Linked DNA regions of Mus musculus: all the other regions are linked to region 4. A link is a loop called in an ENCODE intact Hi-C map of the cell type or tissue named here. Cell type or tissue: left cerebral cortex. All regions are shown on one strand.

Evidence for each region. Peaks named below come from ENCODE experiments on the same cell type or tissue, not always from the same donor. Only the 100,000 strongest peaks of a DNase experiment are listed, where the experiment ranks them.
Region 1: it touches region 4 in a loop (3.0-fold over the local background); 2 of 42 quality-filtered maps call a loop at or near these places.
Region 2: a loop joins it to region 4, with 3 times the contacts of the local background. A loop is called at or near these places in 5 of 42 quality-filtered maps.
Region 3: it touches region 4 in a loop (7-fold over the local background); 6 of 42 quality-filtered maps call a loop at or near these places.

What each region holds. Positions count from the first base shown.
Region 1 is chr6:62,574,265-62,579,264 of GRCm38, reverse strand. No RefSeq gene overlaps it. Among named protein-coding and RNA genes, the nearest start is that of Gm22212, 620 kb to the left of the region's middle. In left cerebral cortex, a CTCF peak has its summit at 2,866; a DNase peak (open chromatin) is centred at 2,856.
Region 2 is chr6:64,632,670-64,637,669 of GRCm38, reverse strand. The region is part of intron 14 of Grid2 (glutamate receptor, ionotropic, delta 2); the gene reads right to left. Among named protein-coding and RNA genes, the nearest start is that of Gm35851, 94 kb to the left of the region's middle. In left cerebral cortex, no CTCF peak of the experiment used is centred here; no DNase peak of the experiment used is centred here.
Region 3 is chr6:64,647,180-64,652,179 of GRCm38, reverse strand. The region is part of intron 14 of Grid2 (glutamate receptor, ionotropic, delta 2); the gene reads right to left. Among named protein-coding and RNA genes, the nearest start is that of Gm35851, 79 kb to the left of the region's middle. In left cerebral cortex, a CTCF peak has its summit at 2,071 (motif pointing right); a DNase peak (open chromatin) is centred at 2,126; H3K4me3 peaks cover 392 bases; H3K27ac peaks cover 331 bases.
Region 4 is chr6:63,253,548-63,258,547 of GRCm38, reverse strand. It overlaps Grid2 (glutamate receptor, ionotropic, delta 2), which reads right to left and starts at 2,542. Exons shown (of 16, transcript NM_008167.3): 1 at 1,604-2,542. The coding sequence starts at 1,691. In left cerebral cortex, a CTCF peak has its summit at 2,577; DNase peaks (open chromatin) are centred at 983, 1,549, 1,939, 2,334 and 2 more places; H3K4me3 peaks cover 3,232 bases; H3K27ac peaks cover 2,282 bases.

The DNA.
Region 1 (5,000 bases), 680 kb after region 4:
CAGATGGATTCACAGCAGAATTACTACTAAGCTTTTAACCAACCACATTCAATATTTCTCATATTATATTAAAAAGTAGAAATAAGAGAAGTTCTAAACTCCTATGAAACCAGAATTACTCTAATTCTAAAGTCAGGTAGCTATAAAAGAAACCAAAAAATTGCAAATCAATATCCATGATGAGAATAGGTGGGTGCAAAATTTTTCAAGGAAAAAAACATGCTGAATGTAGACATCCATCTAAGTTATATATCATGATCATATGGAGTTTGGGTATACTTCAACAGATGTAATCCCATAAGTCTACAAAATCATATAAATGGATTTAACAGCGAAAGTCACATAATCATCATAATAGATGCTGAAAAGACCTTTGACAGCAGTCCAACATGACATCATGACAAAATTTCTATAGAAAATATGAGGAGAGAAAATATGTTAACATAATAAAGGTTATACATTACAAGCCTCCCACTAACATCTTCCTAAATGAACAGAAACTTGAATACCATTAAAATCAGATTAGTAATATGACAGGAATATCACTATGAACATGCTTTTCTTAATATAACACTAGAAGACCTAGTTAGAGCAGTAAGACAAGAAAAAGCAACTAAATGGATACAAATAGAAAAAAAAGTCAAATTATCCCTATTTGCAGATGTTTTAATATTGTACAAAAGATTCCACCAAAACCTAGAAATGTTCAAAACTTTCAACCTATGGTAGGATGCAACATTAAATTTTAGAAAAGATTGGTCCTTTTACACATCAATCATAAACATGCTTACAAAAATCATAGAAACACTTCATTCAGTGGGTTTACACTTCATTCAGCTGGAGTATGCTCCCTAGTTGGTGATCCAGTGTCTGAGAGATCTTGGGGTCCAGGTTAATTGAAACTGCTGGTCCTCTTACAGAGTCACCCTCTACCCTTCTCCTCAACTTTTCCAGCTTTTCCTTAATTCAACAACAGGAGCCAGCAGTTCAAATATCTGACTGTTTCAGCTGCTTGTTCAGTCTTTCAGAGGGCAGTCATGATATGTCCCTTTTTGTGAGCACTCCATAGCCTTAGTAATAGTGTCAGGCCTTGGTGTCTCCCATTGAGCTGGATTCCACTTTGGGCCTGTTGCTGGACCTTCTTTTCCTCAGGCTTTTCTCCATTTCCATTCCTGCAGTTCTTTCAGACAGGAAAAATTATGGATCAGAATTTTGTCTGTGGTATAGCAACCCTATCCCTCACTAGATGCCCTGTCTTTCTTCTGGAAGTGGACTGTACAAGTTCCCTCTCCACATTGTAGGGCCATCTAGATTCCCTCCCTTTGAGTCCTGGAAAAAAATCTCCATTAACCCTCACATCGGATAGAAGGCTAGTATCCAAAATATATAAAGAACTCAAGAAGCTAACCACCAAAAAATCCCAAACAACCCAATCAAAAAACAGTGTATAGAATTAAACCGAGAATTCACAACTGAGGAATCTTGAATGGCTGAGAAGCACCCAAGGAAATGTCCAAATTTCTTAATGATCAGAGATATCCAAATAAAAACAACACTGAGATTCTACCTTACAATAATAAGAATAGCTAAGATCAAAACCTCAGGTAACAACACATGTTGGCAAGAATGTGGAAAAAGAGTAACACTTCTCCACTGCTGGTGGGATTGCAAACTGATACAACTACTCTGGAAATCAATCTTGAGGTTCCTCAGAAAAATGGAAATAGATCTACCTGAAGACCCAGCAATACCACTCTTGGGAATATACCCAAAAGATTCCCCACCATGCCACAGGGGAACATGTTCTACTCTATGTTCATAGCAGCCTTATTTGTGGTAACCAGAACCTGGAAACCACCCAGATGTCCCACAAAAGAAGAATGAAAACAGAAAATGTGTTTCATTTACACAATGGAATACTACTTAGCTATTAAGAACAAGGACATCCTGAGTTTTTCAGGCAAATGGATGGAACTAGAAAATATCATACTGAGTGAGGTAACTCAGACCCAAATGGAAATACATGGTATGTACTTAGTAATAAGTGGATACTAGAAAAAAATACAGAATGTCCAAGATACAGTCCACAGAACACAAAAAGGTCTACAAGCTGAAGGGACCAAGTGAGGATACCTCAGCCCCACTTGGGAGGGAGAAGAAACTAATCACAAGTGCGGAGGAAGGGACCTGGGAGGAAAAGGGGTTGGGGGGTCAGAGAGAGGGGAACATGATCTGGTATTGAGTGGGGGGGGGAGGCTGAAGCCCCAAGGACCACCAGAAAGAATGGAAACATTTAATCTCGGGACCTGTTGGGGGACCCTCCAGAATGTACCTTTATCTTTCTTGCCTTGGATTTATTGTTTGCAGGCAAGGAACTTTGCATTCCTGCAAAGGAATAGCCTGTTTCTTACAATGCTTCACTTTCTTGGGTTCTTTTTCCATTTATTTCTTACTGAAGGATCCATACGGTAAAGAGCTAAATGATACTGTGCTGAATACTCTCTCTTATCCCTTATTTCCATTACCACAGGATTTCCTTCACAAAGCATGGGAAATTAGATAAGATTTGGGAGAAAGAATGAAAAGTGTGGTTTGGTTTGGTTTGGTTCTAGTCTATATTGTATTCTGTCAGTTTTTTTTTTTTTTTTTTTCCTTCCCTAACTGGTTAATAGCACCACCAACAGCTGCCAAATGTTTTAAATAAATATTAAATATTTATAAGGAGTTGATTTTTAGGGGTCTTAAGTTTCTAAGAACATGGAAAGTCACAGATCTCTCTGTTCACCGTCCACCAACGTTCAGGTTGGACAAAATTCCACCAGTCACTTCTTGGTCAATCCCTCGATATACTCCCAGAGCAATATCGCCACCTATGGGTACCAGACACACCATCACAGTCGTTCTATTTATTTCATGATCTCCCTTCCCACAATACCATAGACCTCAGAGCTGAGAGCCAGAGTTAAATAAAACCCAGACTCCATCATTTGGTGCTCACAATCAAAGTTTGTGATAATCCATATGAGCTTTCATTTGTTACTTTAAGACCATGGAATTGCTTCTATTTCTTTGGATTGGTATTTTGGAGCAACTTAACTGAGGAAATTTTCTCTTGCTATATCCATGTTAATATTACTTGTGTGTTTTGTTGTTGTTGTTGTTGTTGTAAACAACACTTAATCTACAACATTTGTAGAGCTCAAAGGGATGCATGGTGTGAAAGGGAATGTGTTTGTTTTATTGTGTAGTTGAGCTCACCATAGGCAGAAAATAGTCATGTGACTTTCTCACACCATTTTTTCTGTTAACCTCATCAAAATAGAAGCAACTGTGTGACTTGGTTAACAAGTGATCCCATCACTATGCCCATAGCCACATGTACTGGTCATTATCTTGGTTAGTAGCATCTTCAAAATAGCTGCAACCTTCATGTAAGATTTGGATGAGGTTTGTTGCCATGTGATAAGGTCAATTGTAGCCTCCCCTCCCCAGCCTGAAACCTGCTTGCTCAGGGGTGGAGCTTGCCGCTCAATCGTTTTGCCACGCCCACCGCTGGAGCCTGCTGCTTTGCTGTTTCGGAGCCATCACGTGTTCACCTGCAACCTTACTGCAATTTCTCATAACAGGCTAAGGATGGAGTATAAGACCTCAATGACAATTCTGTTTTATTTTGAAGGCATGCTTTTGAATGAAAACTTTTACTGGCTTCTAAAGGGACTTGCAGTTTTGCCAGTCATGTGTCTCCAACACTACACAAACTACACTGGGAACTGACATTTTGAGATGGATAGACCTAGGAAGCTCAGAAGAATTTGCCGCAAGAGAGGCCATTTTGTGAAAGCACAGATCTTAACTGGGAGCCAAAGGATAGGGTGACAGGTGCTAGACAAGCTGCTGCCCATAGCATCTGCAACATCTGAGGTGGGATGGGTCTACAGGGTAGGGTGGGGACCAGGCAGAGATGTGTACTCTCCTCTTTCTAGTAGCATCTATATGCTCATTTTTCAATATCTGTGGCAGAATTGATCCACACTCATCCACTTCTATTTCTGTCTCATCATGCTCTGGGAACCCCTGCTTTTGTTTTGGTTTCTATTTGTGGAAGTCTAGAGAAGCTAAAAATGCCATGGCTTTCTAAGTCCTTTTATATTGTTTATGTTGTTGTTGTGTGATGCTTTGTTTTCTCTGTTTATTTTTCTGTATATGATAGGAATTTAAATTTCCACTTGGGCTGCCTCAATCCAGAAAGCCTACAAGGTAACCCTGTTTGAACAAGAAGAAATCCATGTTGCATTTATCATGTTTGCTTCCTATCTAGATTACAAAAATATACTACAGAGTGATAATAAATTTGAGGAAACTGCTCAAGGGGAATGATGAAATTCAATACTGTAAATCAATTTTAGACTAGAGAGGTTCAAAATTCTCCTGATTCATATCATTAAAATCCTTAAAATTTGGCTAATTTCACTGATAATGTAAAGCTGAATATTTATTCCAGAAATCTTCTTGTTGTGGGCTAGGCACAGGGAAAATGAGATAAATCAGGCTAGATGCAGGAAATTTTGTTTAGCTTACAATATAATAGTTTTCTAGAGCCAAACTCGTTGAAACAAATATTCTAATAGACTCCCCCTCACAGTTGGTAATGAAGCCCAGGGCTCTGTGAGTAAGATCACCTAGTGTGTCACAGAACTATTCTTTCTCATGGTCTATTTCAAGGGAAGGAGGAAGAATTGAAAGACAAGCGCTAGAGGATGATCTGAAGAAGCCAAAGGAAAGGAAGAGAGAAAGGAAGGAAGGAAGGGAGGGAGGGAGGGAGGGAGGGAGGGAGGGAGAGAGAGAGAGAGAGAGAGAGAGAGAGAGAGAGAGAGAGAGAGAGAGAGAGAGAGAGAGAATATCAGAGTACTGTATTATCCTACAGCTTGATCTATTTATAGAAGGGATGGTTCTTGTTGGGTTTTTCTGATTGTCTACTTCCATTTGTAGGCAAATGCAAG
Region 2 (5,000 bases), 1.4 Mb before region 4:
GACTTATCTATTACCTCAGATAATGCATCTATTTTCTTCAACCAGCAAGATTGGCTGCTTACAGGAATGAAGTTTTCAGTAGTTATTAGAAAGAAAAATTTCCAACCTGTATAGAGGCAGTAGTCCATCTTTTTGATGTCTCTGTGGCTGGATAAAATGAGGTGGTGTGGCTACATCACTGTTCTGAGAGGGATGGTGATTCCTACAGTACTATGATGCTTATGAGCGCTGCTTGCTGCTTTCCATGATAAAGGAAAACCTGTGTGCATGGCCATGTTTACTTACTGCGTGGTATTATATGAAGCTCCAATAACTCAGAGAACATGCTTGGTAAAAAATTGAGAGCCATTCAGTACTGATAACAACTGCCAGAGGGACTAAGTGGCTGTCTTCTCTATACCCATATGTACACAAATATAGGCCTTGGAAAATTCTAGTATTTCTCAACTTTAAACTAGAGATAATCAGCTTTTCAAATTTGCTCAAAACCTCGGGTGAACTAGAAATGAAAGCAACTCAGTTTTGCAGGGATCTGAAATGTTGATAAGAACCTGACTGAATAAATGTAGAGCTACAAATTTCCCATTTGTATATTTGGTTATATTTCAGATCCCTAAATGCTCGTAATATTAGTAAAATTTAAGGAATCTTTATGCTGTTTCTAGATGAGAAAAATAAGAGGATAATGCTTTTTCATTAAAAAAATCATTGAAGTAAAACTCATGCTACATAGATCAGTTCAAATAATGGCGTTCCATGTACAATAAATAAACCTGCAACCATAGCAACAAAGGTCATGTGAGAATCAACCCTATTCGTGGCTCTCATCAAATTGGCTTTATCTTTGTGAGCAGCTATATTCTAGGAGATTATGCTGACTACATTTTGAAGATATGTTCCTACAGGTTAACAGAAAAAGAGGCATGCTAATCTACTGAGCCCTGATATAGGACCTGTAACATGCATGAGTCAGTGGACACAAAAATATGGAACTGAATTCCTTGCCATCTGAAGAACCAGGGTCTATGGTAGTGGGAGTCTCTGATGGTCTATAAATGTCTGGCTTTTCAGTAGAGCTTACATATGAGAGCTTGTGCTAGATGAATACCTTAGGTAGAGTATATAAGAAATAGGGAGTGGTTAAGTGATTCAGCGCTTGCTATACAAGTGTGAGGACTTGAATTAGAATTTTCAGAACCTATGTAAAGCTGATAGAGTAGGCTCTGTCTGTAATATTAAAGCTCCTAGAGCAAAGTGGGAGTCAGAGAGAGAGAATACCTGCAAGCTTACATGCCATCTAGCTTGGCACATACAGTAGTAAGCAAGAAAACATGTCTTACAAAAGGTAGAAGTAAGGACTCACACTTGAGGTTGTCTTTGATGGGACACACACACAGGGGGAGGGATAGAGAGGGGGGATAAGTAAGAGAATAACATTTAATGTCAATAATTATAGCCTGAGAGCATTGGCCAAAGTTCTTAGGACTCTGAGATCTTACCACAGCATATGGACTCTGTTTTCCTTCAGGTCTGCCCAAAGGCTTCTTGTAGGCATACTCTTGTGAGGTGTATCAAAGAGCATCAGAGGACATCAGATCTCATCACTAATAGCATCTTTGTTGAGTTCTATTTTTATCCTATTTTCTACCCTATGGTGGTCTTATCAGCATCATACCCAACACTTGACATCATGCTGTTTTGATAAGCTGTGGTATTTGCTAGCTCTAGTGCCCTAAATACATTTTCAACTTAAATTGTGGTTTGGATAAGAATCAGGATGTGTTCCAACAAAAAACTGAAACTACAATGGCTGCTTCTAGGTGTTTTGAGGAGTATACACAGACAGAAAATAGATATGGATTTAACTTTTGCAATCTTTTGTATGGCTGGAAGGCATGCATAATAAATGATTGATGACTAAAGAGAAGTCAGAGATTGTCAGCAAGGAACAGATAAGGACTTGGTAAATTGAAAGGAAGGAAAATAATTTAAAGATAGATTCCTTTTGGAATAGGAGACTGTGTTGTTTGAGATCAGGAATATTAAAGTTAGGCAGATAGATTTCTCTCCCTTTAATTTCTGAGAGTTGTATTTTGTTATGGCAGCCTGAGTACAAGACAGAACTCAAAGCATTTCAAGCACTACTGAAAGAGTCGAGCACAGAGAGTGCTCTACTAGCGCATGCAGACTAAGTAACATGGATCCTCAGAGGATCAGCTCTTCTGATCGATGTCTTGTCATGTTGCCCGTGCATGGTGCTCAGCATGCTCGCTGACCCGAGGCAACATTTTAGTAGAGGCTGGCTATTTTTGTAATCATTATAAAGACTAGGTTTTTTTTTTTTTTTTTTTTTTTTTTTTTTTTTTTTAAGAATGTTTCTGTTTTGGGATATCAGTCAGGGTTACCCTCAAACTCAAGTCCCCTTGCTTTTGCCTCCTGAGTGCTGATTTACAGGCCTGTGTCAACATATACTATCCTTTCTCCAGAGCTTTCATTTCTATTTTCTGAACTAAATTGTGCTTGTGCAGTAGTTGAGTTCACACTTACAGTGCTGCCTAATTTCACACGCCTAAATTTGATATTCTGTTAAAAAATATAGACATAATTCTAGTGTATATAGCTGAATAAAATGTTATGTCTCTTTCCTCATAATCTCATGCAAAGCCCTATCCCCAGTATGATTTTTTTGGAGGGGTACCTTTTAATAGAAGTTAGGTGGGATCATGATGGTGGGATCCTCTTGATAAGATTAGATCCACCTCTACCCTGATCAAAAAGTCAACCACCCGAAGAGTGGTAAGAGAGTCCTTACAAAGAATTAAATTGACCAGCACTTTCACTTTTACTTCCAGAACTATGAGAAATCAATTTCTGTTTTTTAAGACAACCAGTCTGTGGTATTTTGTCACAGCAGCCTGAGTACAGGACAGAACTCAAAGCATTGGGAGCACTATGGAGAAAGTCTGGCGCAGAGAGCAGTGACAGCATGAAGCTTTCAGAAGGTCGAGCCAAGGTTATAGCCTGTAAGGATGGTGGAGCAGCCTCAATTTCAGTATCACCCACTTAGTGTGCTCCTAGCCATGTCTCCACTCACCTGTTCCCGACCCAAGTGTGACCCAGGGATAGAATGTGACTTGCGGTGAGGATACTCTCATTTCAATGCAGCCAGCTCTATTGCTGGATCTCTTTTTGAAACTGAGGATGCCACAAAAGGCCTTGTCAGTGTGCAGCCAGTTCCCAGCCACACAGGAGGCAGCGTGTAAATCACTGTCCCCCCGCCCAAGAGAGCTGCAATCAATAATGCTACACAAACCTTTCTCCCAAGAACCAGTACTGCCCGGAACTGTGCGAGACTCATTAGAGCACCAGACCATGATGTGGAGAAATGAAAGGAAGAAAGTAGTTTATTCACTGACAAGAAAATATATAAAAACAAAACCAGTATAGGTTTAAACCCGAAGTCTCCACACTTACGTGTGCCAGCAACAGGCCAATTGAGAGGCAAGATGGAAGCAGTGCAGTCATTTATGAGCATGGGATTCTTTTTATGAGCATTTGAGCCTTTTTTTTTTTTTTTAAGATCAAATCCTAAATTGCATCTTGGCCAGAAGCAATGAGGTAAGCAATCGAGGGGTGGAACTCAGTTGCTGATTATATTGTTAGTAATATAAAAACAATTGTCTTCACTGACAGTGCATACTTCTTTTATCCATGTAAGTTTTTGCAGGTTTAACATGATTGGCCCCTGCTGTAATAGCATGTTCCCTAACTCTTCCAGCTTCTCCCTGCTTCCCAAGCCTTCACTGCTGTGGGCCTGCATTAAAGTCTGGCTCTCTGTCAGTCATATATGGTCAATGAGATTGCTATGGAGTCACATGCAATTGAGCTGTGATGCTGATGAGGTTAGACATACTAACTGCATCTGCAACTTATGGTTTGCATATACAGCATACTCCCAAAGGCTCACGTAATGAAGGCACGGTCCTCGCTAGTGGTGCTAGGACGCAGTGATTTGCACCTCATCAATGGGTGGAAGAAGTGATTTGATGGAGCTATATCTAGAAAAGGGTACTTTGCCCATCTTCTCCCAGCTTCCTCACCAGCATGAGGTGGGCAGCTTTGCTTCCATGTACTTCTGCCACCATATTTTGCCTCACCACATGTCTACAAACAATGTAGACAGCTAACCATGGACTACAAGTTAAATCAAGTCCTTCTACCTTTAAAATGTATCTTTCAGGGCTCATGAGATGGCTCAGCAAACTTGCAGGACAACTTTAATCCCCAGAATCCTTGGAAAGTCGGGAGTGCATAAAATCCACAAAGTCATCCTCTAATCTCCACAAGCACGCTTGTGCTGTACACTTGTAACAACCATAAATAAAAGAAAAAGTTTCCTGTGGGTGTTCTTTCATCATGACTAACAAACTTAGGCTGCTTTCAGCTGTCCCTGCGTCATTGACATGCGACATTATTAAGAAACATCTACAGTTGACAGAAAAGCAAATGGACGTAGCCTTCCTCCCCTGTTTGCTTCATTTTGTGCAGAGGGAAGGAAAAAAAAAGCTTATAACAAGAGATTGTTTATTGGGTTTGTTAAGTTGATATTTCTGTATAATGAGCCTGAGGTCCCTTTAGCAAAAGTAGTGGAAGATGGTGATGTAACCAGCTGGTAGTTTGAGTAGAACCTCTAAGCTTTCCATGCCTGAAAGCGAGTGTAGACCCTCAGGAGTGAGGACTGCAGGGATGGAAGCATGGTGATGATGCAGAAGCTTCCGATTGGCCGGGTGAGCTTGTCTGCTGCTCGAGGATCCCTCCACCCGACTTCTTGAACACTTGGATTCAAGTAAAATAAATGAAAAATGGCTGGAGCAAGCTATGGGTACACATTGAATGGCCGTTATCATTTCTCATGGGTCACTGGGCTCTCATTTTGTACTCGGAATGTCTCCACAACCACACAGCAGGTGCTCTTTCCTAGGCAATGCTCAGCTCTGTAA
Region 3 (5,000 bases), 1.4 Mb before region 4:
CCCAGTGGATTTCAAAGCTGGAGGAAACTCAGGGCGCTTACGTAAGATGACATGTTGACTACCTAGAACACTCTTTCCCCAGATACACACCATCTGTGGTGTTCTGAGTGAAAATGTCCCCCAGTAGGCTCATGTGATTGAACATTTGACTCCCTATTTGGAGAATCCCTTGGGAAGATTTAAGAGGTGTGGCCTTACTGGAGAAAGTACATCACTGGAGATGAGCTTTTTTTTTTTTTTTTTTTTTTTCCATTTTTTATTAGGTATTTCGCTCATTTACATTTGCAATGCTATACCAAAAGTCCCCCATAGCCACCCACCCCCTCTCCCCTACCCACCCTCTCCCCTTTTATGGCCCTGGCGTTCCCCTGTACTGGGGCATATAAAGTTTGCGTGTCCAATGGGCCTCTCTTTCGAGATGAGCTTTTTAGAGCTTAAAGGCTCATTCCATTCTTCAGTTCTCTTTCTGCTTTGTCCTTGCAATTAAAGCTGGGAGCTCTCCTGCTGTAATGCCTGCTACTTGCTGCCTGCCTCCCTGCTCTGATGGACTCTGATCCCTCTGCAACCAAGAGTCACATAATCCCTCTCATGGTGTTTTATCTCAGCAACAGCAAATTGCTCATATATCACCCCTTATATCCTTTGATTTCCAGTTATATAAAAATCACAGGACCATCTAAATAGTCGTTATGTTGTCCTGTTTAGGGCACAGTGACAAGAAAAAAAAATGAAGTCTCATGAGTTCAGTGCAGACACATCTCTCCTTTTCAGGAAATCTGTGATCTTTAATGACTCCGTGAGCATATGGATACAGAAGACCAAGGACCCCAGCGCTAGCCACGCCCCTCTATCATCACACTGGTCAGTGTCTGGGATGCTGAAGTTTCTTCCACGGTTGCCTGTGACCTGTGACTACTGAGTTTTCTCGAGAAGCCCATTTGCTCTATCCCTGGAGTGCAGGCGGGCATTTATTGGTTGAATATGCATAATTTTGCTATGGCGGCTCTGCTCTCACTCACTGAGGCCGTTTTATAATTTATTCCATTTTCTATGAATCCATCCATCCATGCAATAAATATTTCAGGAGAGACTCATGCCAAACATTCCTTGTGCACAAAATTAATTCCCCACCACGACAGTTCGACTGTTCGTTCAGGCAGAGCGACCTGGCAGGACTTCCAGTGTCTCCACTTTGTGAGGCTTTAGTCCTCTCATTCACAGAGGATCGGATTACAACCTCCTAGCTTTCCCTTAATCACGTCTGAAACCTGTGTTCCATTCACTTATGTTGGCTCACAGCCTCTCAGTGTTTCTTGATATTTGAGGAATATTTTCACTTAGAAACAAATGTCAAACTATACAAATTATACTTCAGCTATTTAAATTCTAATGGGGTTAGATGCAGTCCATGGGAAGACTTTGGTTGTGGAGTTTTAAGTTTGTGTAAGTAAGTGAAGACCACAGGGTAAGGAGAGAATGGAGTGTCCTGTCTGGAAGCCCTTCAAGTTCTGAGAAGCCACAAAGGTCTCTGTACTCGGTAGACCTCACGACGACACAGCTCAGGTGGCTGTGGCACTGTAGCAAGACCCTTGCTTCAAAGATATATGGAGAAATTGAGTCATAGAATTCTCCAGTCACCCACCAGCCACATTCTGAGCATGCCACACCACATTCTAGGTAGGATACAGGCTGGCTCGGGATAGAACACGGTAAGGCTTGTAGACCCGGAATTCTGCACATCCTTCCTATTAAATGCTTCTAGAAGCTCCATTGGAGTCTCATCATACCCCTTTATCATTTAGAAACACTTTATATAAGGAGCAGTTGGAGTAAGGTCAGTAAACTGTAAACTTCTTTCTTTAAAAAAAAAAAACAACGAAATGAATTCGTGTAAATCTTCACAGTACTTTTTTAAGTGGAACTTGAAAGCACACCTAGAGGAGAGTTTCGACGTTTAGATATAAAGTGTGTGTGTGTGTGTATGTGTGTGTGTGAATTCAAGAATCTAACAATAAAATCTTGGGCCTTAGGGAAAGCAGGATTTTCTGTTATGCTAAAGAGTTCCACAAGGTGGCAGTATTGGCTCACACAGGTCTAAGCGTCCCTGCAACCATGGTTTCCTGTGGGCGAGATTAAAACGCAGGAAGCAGACACTTGTGCCATAAACTCCTTTAACTATTAGTCACAAGATTAGCTTCTAGATTGGGATACGCGATTAGATGGCTCAAACCTTTTCTTGAAATTCAGTGAGAAAAATTCTTGCCATTTTAAAGGTCAGGGTAATGACAGTCGCATTTTCTTTCGAGGGCCATTGTAAAGAGAATTGAGGAGACCCGCGCATAGCACACAATGGATGGTGCTATCTTGCTTGGGACGTGGGAGGAGAGTGCAGCTTGAAAGCTAGGTTAGATCGTCAGAGTGCTTGTGTGTGTGTGTGTGTGTGTGTGTGTGTGTGTGTGTGTGTGTTTACTCTCTGTCGCTTGAGCATACACGTGCGTCCAAGCGAGCGCGTCTGTTGTTTTTTTTTTCAGACCAGTTCTGGCATATTCCTCTTCATTAAGAATACGCGAATAAAATAATCACAGGAGGCAGAGGGAGGGAGGGATCTGGGTGGGAGAAGGAAGGGTGAGGGGAAAAGGGGAATATGATCAGGTATGGGATTATGGGGGACAAGAGAGAAGTCCTGAGGGCCAGCAGGGTGGAAATATGCAACCTCCGGGGTGGGTGGGAGGTGAAAGTACCTCTAGAGGGTAGGAGAGAACTGGGAGGTGAGAGACCTTAGATGAAATGCCCTTCAGTAGAAAGACAGGTCATCAAGTGGAGGAATGGGGTTGCCATCCCACAGTCAAAAATTCTGACCCAGAATTGTTCCTGTCAAAAAGAACTGCAGGGACAAAAAAGGAGAAGAGACTGAGGAAAAGCAGGTATAGTGACGGCCCAACTTGGAATCCAGCTCAAGGAGAGGATTCAAGGCCTGATTCTATTACTGATGATGCTATGCTGTCTGCTTACACACAGGAGCCTAGCATGGCTGACCTCTGAGAGGGCCAACAAGCAGCTGACTGAGGCAGATGCAGATTTTTACACCCAATGATTGGACTTAAGTCGGGGACCATGTGGTTGCATTAGAGAAAGGCTGGAAGAAGCTGAGGAGGAGGGCAACCCCATAGGAAGACCAGCAGTCTCAACTAACCTGGACCCCAGAGATCTCTCAGACACTGAGCCATCTACCAGGCAACATACACGAGCTGGTACTTGGCCCTGACACATATACAGCAGAGGACTGCCTGGTCTGGCCTCAGTGGGAGAAGATGCACCTAACCCTTGAGAGACTGGAGGTCCCAAGGAGTGCAGAGGCCTGGCCTGGTGGGGGAGGAGTGGAGACATCCTCTTGGAGACAGGTGGGAGGAGGAATGGGATGAGGAACTGTGGGAGGGGGGACCCGGAGGGAGGCAACGACTGGACTGTAAACAAATAAAAGCAATAAAAAATTGCTATTGTTACTATTACTACATACTTTTTGTTTCGAATTGCTAGAAATTCAATAAAAGGAATTTCTACTTTAGGATGCAAGGAGAAAAAACAAAAAAGAATACACGATGGACTCACTCATAAGAACATTGCATTTCTTTCCTTTCCCAAGTGTTCAAATATTTGCACGCTCACTGAGCGGCAAAAATATTGGAAGGTTCAGTTTGAAACCGGTTCCGTGCTCAGCTGGGCATCATGAGAACCTTGATGCAAATGAGCAAATTGCAGGAGAAGGCTGGGAAGCAACCGGCCCTCCTTTCATATTCAAATAAAAGCAGTCTGCCTGTTCAGGGCCTTGGAGAAAGAAGCGGTTTGTTCACTTTGAAGATAATAGCTTCATTTCAGTGTGGGGCTTCTCTAACCCATTGATCACTTACCACCTTGAACATCTACTCTAGGCATTGATTTCCAAGATCAATTTATTTGTAAGGAGAGAGGTTTCGGGGTGGTGGTGGTGTGGTGGATGGGAGGTGCGTGCCAATCCCTACCTGCAGAGAACAGCAGGTTATGGGCCTTTCAAGTTTCATGGGAATCATGGCCATTTGCTAAGTTCCTAGGGAGCCTTGATACAATATCTCCGGTTATCTGAGGGGAAAAAATGTCACTTGCCTGCTAAGTCAGTTCTACTAGTCTAGAAACAAACAAACAAACAAACAAACAAACCCTAAACTGAATGCAAGAGTTTTTCATTTTCCTACTTTCTAGAGACAAAAGCTATCATCATGGAAAGGATGACAGACACTGCTCCTCCCCCCTCCCCATCTCATTCCACAGCAGAGGGACACTGACCCAGAGTGGGAATGCCACACATTTTCTGCATTCACTACAGTCTCATTGCTGTCCTGATTGAGTGATTTTTTTTTTGTGACCCACATCACCTGGAATGCAGGTCTGTCCAACACATTTCTCCCCCCACCACACATTGCTTCCCACACACACATTGAAAGGATGACTGTCTGGTTCTTTTATTTCTCAGGGATTTGTTAAGAAGCTTAGAGAAATGGCCATCTGCAGGCTTCCCCTAAACAAAGCAATGCAATCATAGTGGGACTATAAACTTGTTCATAGTATACATTGGGCATACAAAGAAAACATAGCTTTTGCATAGCTTTAGTTCATCTTCCTCCTGAGGACTACAGTCACTGCATAGGGCGATAAAACCAAATTTAGCTTAGTGTGATCTAAAATTTAATCGGCTCTAATAATGTAAAACATCTCTAGATTTATAGCCATCTATCTGAGAGGCTCATGAATCTTAGGTCCCTTCCTTCCTTGGGTCTTTTTCAAGATGGCATCTGGATTTGTGGAGGTTTGCACTGTGATAGCTTTGCGAAAACAAAGCTGCTGGTCCCTTGGCTTTGGATATCCTTTGTTGGTTCTGGGGTATGATGGGCTAGGTTGAATCCTTAGACATGGCTGGTGCTAACATCTGTAAAGGTTGTGAAAGGTCACTAAGGCAACCGTAGCAA
Region 4 (5,000 bases):
CCCCCAGTCATCAAATGAATATAAAGAAAGGCATAGCAATCCCACCCCCGGTCCTGCTCTACTCACTTACAACTGGACATAAATTCATGTCATGTCTTTACGAAAAGCATGGTTCATTTCCAAACTCTTATCAGAGCGTTACTGAACCCTTCAATGAGATTTCTTCCTGAAAAGTTCTGAACCTACAGGCACTGTAAGCCCCAGGCAAAACGGGATCCAGAAGGCCAGCTATGTAATGCTTCATTTTCTTAATGCACAAGGGCAAGGCTTTCTGAATTGTGACCTCATTACCCCTTGCACAGAGACATATAGTCCCATTGAAATAAATGATAGAGAATGGCAGACATGTTTACAAAGACAGCCTATAATACCAAAAGAGGGAGCCCCCTGGAGCTGAAGATCTGTCCACCACAGGCACAAACACACCAGACAGAAGCCCCTTGCTTGGAAGTAACTACCACCTGCAGCTGCTTCACCTGCCACGTGTGTGTGTGTGTGTGTGTGTGTGTGTGTGTGTGTGTACGCGCGCGCGCGCGCGCCACGGTAGAAGGGCAAAGAAGCTGTGACCCATCTGTCGCCAGGATTTGCAGAACAGGAAACCATTTGTACTGATAAAACTCCTGTACCCAAAAAAGAAAAAAAAAAAAAATCCTCCAGAGGGGCCTCACTGCAGCCCAGCAAATGAACCTTGCTTGCCCAGGGGGCGAATTGCCGAAAAGGAAATCATCACATTAACGCGGAAAAAAAAAAAAAAAAAAAAAGGCTGCAAAAGCCAGTCTCCACTTAGCTCTCAGGGATTAGCAAGTGAGAAGAGTTGGAGCCCTCGCTGCGGGCACCCTGCATGATAATGACTCGAGCCCCGCCGCTCCAGCCACGTTGCCCGGACGCTCGGCTCGCCAATAGGTGGGGCCAGGAGCCTGGCGACCCGCGGGGCCTCGGGGCGCCCGGACTCAGCTCGCCCGGGAGCAGCTCTGGAGATGGCTGTCAGAGGCCACCGTGTCTGTGCCGGGCACCGGAGCGGCCTGCGCCGGCATTGGCGTCTCCCACGCCCCGGACTGGGAGCGAGTGCCCCGCCATCCTCTCCAGCCTCCGAGTCGCGGGAACCGCAGAGGACGGCGAGCTTGGGAGTCCGCATCGATCGCCGCAGCGGACTCGGCCGCTCAGGATGCAAAACCACCTGTTCGAGCCGCGGGGAGCGCCCCCGGCCCCAGCCCGCATCTCTCCCCCGCGGATGCCACTGCCAGCCTTACCCCCTATGATTTTTTTTTAATGGCTCAAATGTACATCCGGGAAAAATCGAGAAGATAGAGTCAATCAAACTTCCTTCTCCCCACACCCGGAGTCCCCACACTCCCCACACTCCTGCGCGGAGGCAGGCGTGAGCCTCTAGTGCCCGGCCCGCACTCCACACACGGCCTCACTCCGCGCCGCGAGGCTCAGTCACTGCTTAGGGAAAGCTGAGCCCGTGAGAGCGCGGGCACCGAGGGGAGCGAACCTAGGCCACTCTGGCAGCAGCCGGAGGCTCGAGGGGGTGGGGAAGCAGAGATCACAGCCAAGGAAACGTTAGGGAAAGTCGCCACAAGCCACAGAAGCCCTGTCTTACCGATGTGGATGATAGAATCAGCGGTCGCCAGGTCCCAGGTTCGAGACCAACAGAAGGACAGAAACAAGAGCAAGGGGAAAACTTCCATCCTCCGATGCCGATCCTCCTTGACCACGACTTTGCTTCCAAGACGTAGATATTCTCTTAAGCGGTCCACAGAGTTTGAGGTCAGGATAGAGTTGAGTGCAGCTTTCCCCCTAATTTCCAAATCCCTCTTTACAGCACAATCTTTTCTGGTCACAGAAGAGGCACGGGCGACCCGAGAGCTAGCACAGCCAGAGGCAGCCTCCTCCCAAGCCCTGTCACTCGGAGGGGAATTTTGGCATTGCCAGAGTTGTTTGCAGTTGGGCTTTTTAAAAAATGTATCCAGCCTTGGCTGCTCTCGGACGGGGGGCGAGGCTGGCGCTCAGACGGTGGCCGTGGCCGCACGGGGGCCGCGGTGGCGGGTCCCAGCTCCGCCGCAACTTGGGCACCCCCGCGCCGGATGTGCCCGCGCCCTCCCCCGCCGCCGAGCCCCTCCACCCGGGGCCGTGCGCGGTCGTGGCGCCTCGCGGCCAGCTCTCAGTGCCACCAGCGAGGATGAAGATGCGATCGGAGTCGCCAGATTCCAGCGGGGAGGGGGAGGTCCGCTTCGGGAGGGGTGGCAAAAGTGAACTTGAAGGTAATGCAGCTAGTAATGCAGAGAATACTCCCCTTCGGCGCGAGACGGGCCCCGGAGCTGGCGCGGCGGGCGCGGTGGCGGGGGAGTCCGGCGGGAGCGAGCAGCGGGCCAGGCCGGCGCGCGGAGCCGCGGCTGCAGGATGCTCCCGAGCCGCTCGCCTGGCGGGATGCGGGAAGCCAACAGCAGCCTGGCAAGCTCCGCTGCAGCCCCACGTTGCCTAGAAATGGATCACCTAGGAGAAGCGAGTCCGCAAGAGAGCGGTGCTGTCAGGCGGAGAGGGGAACCGAGAGAGGAAGAGCTTCTAATAACCACCTCCTCCCCCTATCTGCAATACAAGGGAGAAACAAAACCGCGCTCTCAATTCCCTGGGAATCTTCACCCGGACTGAGAAAGGCAGGACTCAAAGAGAAGGCAGTGAAGTCCCCCACCTGCCTTGACGGTTTTTTTTTTTTTTTTGGATGTTTTTGTTTTTCCCCGTAGGTTATAAAAACAACCTAAAAAGCCACCCCACTTATTTAACCTTGCTATCCCCCAACAGGTACCGGACTTTTTTCTAGGCGTCGTCTGGAATTAGTCACATTGGCTAAGAACAAATTAGGGACACCTAGTCACTTAGGGAAAAGAAGACCTAGAAAGCTTTTAATGAGATTTCAATTATAAAGTTATAAAAAGCGGAGAACGTGCTAATTACCTTTAAACAGTGGGTTGCTCCCCCCCCCCCCCTTTCGGTCTCTGGTGTTTTTAAGGCAATCAAAATGCAGAAAGAATTTTGATATACTGTTAGAAAACAGACAGTCTTGACATTCAAATATATATCTAAAAATGTTAAGGACAATAAAACAAAACAAACAAAACAGCCTCAGTCGTCAAAATCCTGCATTAAGTTAATCACCTGTGCAGTTAAGTAGCCACAGGGAAGCTACTTGCTGTTCTTGGGGAGCCTGCAGATGCACTGTAAGGTAAGGTCCCGGCCTTAAAAGAAGGGATTTTGTGCAAGCTTTACCCCTGCTCTTGGTGACTTCTAATGACTAGTTTATATCCTTCCATCTTATTGCAGAAGGGGGTTCTGTTAACTCAATCAAGTGTGTAACTGAGGTCAGCTATTAACAGCTCTGATACTGTTTCAATTACAAACGTAGTCCACTGGCTGGGAAACTTGTTACCTGGGGGATGGATATCAGAACCCAAGTTCATTGTGAATCTGGCTAAGATCTTTTGTTCCTGTTTCCTCACTGACCCCTTTTCTACTATCTTGATGATTTGACTTAGTTGCCTATTCTCGCGTCTGAAATATCCTAACTTTCCTTCATTTTGTAAATTCCATCCCTGGACGTTCGAGAAAATGTTTTGTTCTTTTGCTGCTCACATCAACAGTATCTCATGGATTACAATAAAGTCATTCAAGTCCCTCAGCACCTCAAGAGCAGAAACCTGTCACTCATGAAACACTGCCCGACCCTTGAGTATGAAATAATCCCACCCATCTCCTAGGCTCTCAATGCAGTCTTCCATGGAGTCTAAAAGAAACACTACTTTAAAATGAGCTCACCAATGTCTTCACTGATGGTTGGGACTTATACACATGTTTTGGATAACATTGATTTGCACAGAGCCCCAGTTGTTGAATTTCAATTCTTCTGAATCTAGAACAAACCAGTACTTCCAGGAAGCCATCACTGACTGCACTTCCCAATCACTTTTCATCATCTGTTCATTTCCCCACCATGAATTCAATACGGATGATCTTCATGTTATTATTGATGTCATCTACTATTCAGAGTATTTTGATGCACTTCCATAAATGTTGATACAGATGATGAATTTTTAAAAACGGGTGTATGTCCACACAGGACTATGGTTCATTTTAAAAGCTAGTGACTCACTGTGTGTTCTATCAGGAGAAATTGGGAAGTCATCATTTAAGATGGACACAGCAATATCATATCTTAGAAGAAGATTGATAGCTGAAACCTTCGAACAAAATTGTGTCATCCCATCCTAACCTTATTCAGTGCTGTTCTTAGAGATAACTAGTAACTAAATATATTTGTGGTCATATAATCTACTAGAAACTTCTTTTAATGTACCGTAAACAAAATATTGCATTTGTTCCAAAATCCTCCATTTAGTAGTTTCCTATCATAAACACACTATAGAATAATCAGGTGCCTTTATGTACCTTCTGTTTCTGTGACAAAACATTGACTAAACCAAACCAACTTGAACAGAAAAAGCAGGTTTATTTGGCTTATAATTCCATGTCTTTAACTCTCTGTCATTGAGGAAAGCCAGGACAGTAAGTCAATCAACAACCTGGAGGCAATAGAATAATGCTGCTTACTGGCTTCCTACTCACAGATTTCTGGGTCTGCTCTCTTAATCAACCCAGAGCTACCCACTTGCCTAAAGTGGCAAGCTAGACAGAGGGTTGAACCCTTACATGTCAGCTATAAATTAAGAAAATGCTATATTGGCATGCTCAACAGACCAATCTGGAGGCACTTTCTCAATTGAGATTCTCTCTTCCCAGGTGACTCTAGTTTGTGTCAAAGAAACAAGAACTAAACAAGAACACCTGTGCTTCTTTGCAAAGGGCTTGTGTAAGTATAATTAAGTCAAAAACTCCAAAGCTTAGCATTTATAACCAACCCACTTCTGTAAGTGCCCCTAAGAGGTAGTCATAGTTCAGAACCACTATTCTAATACTTGGGCATCTAAAGAAATTTGGGTGACACA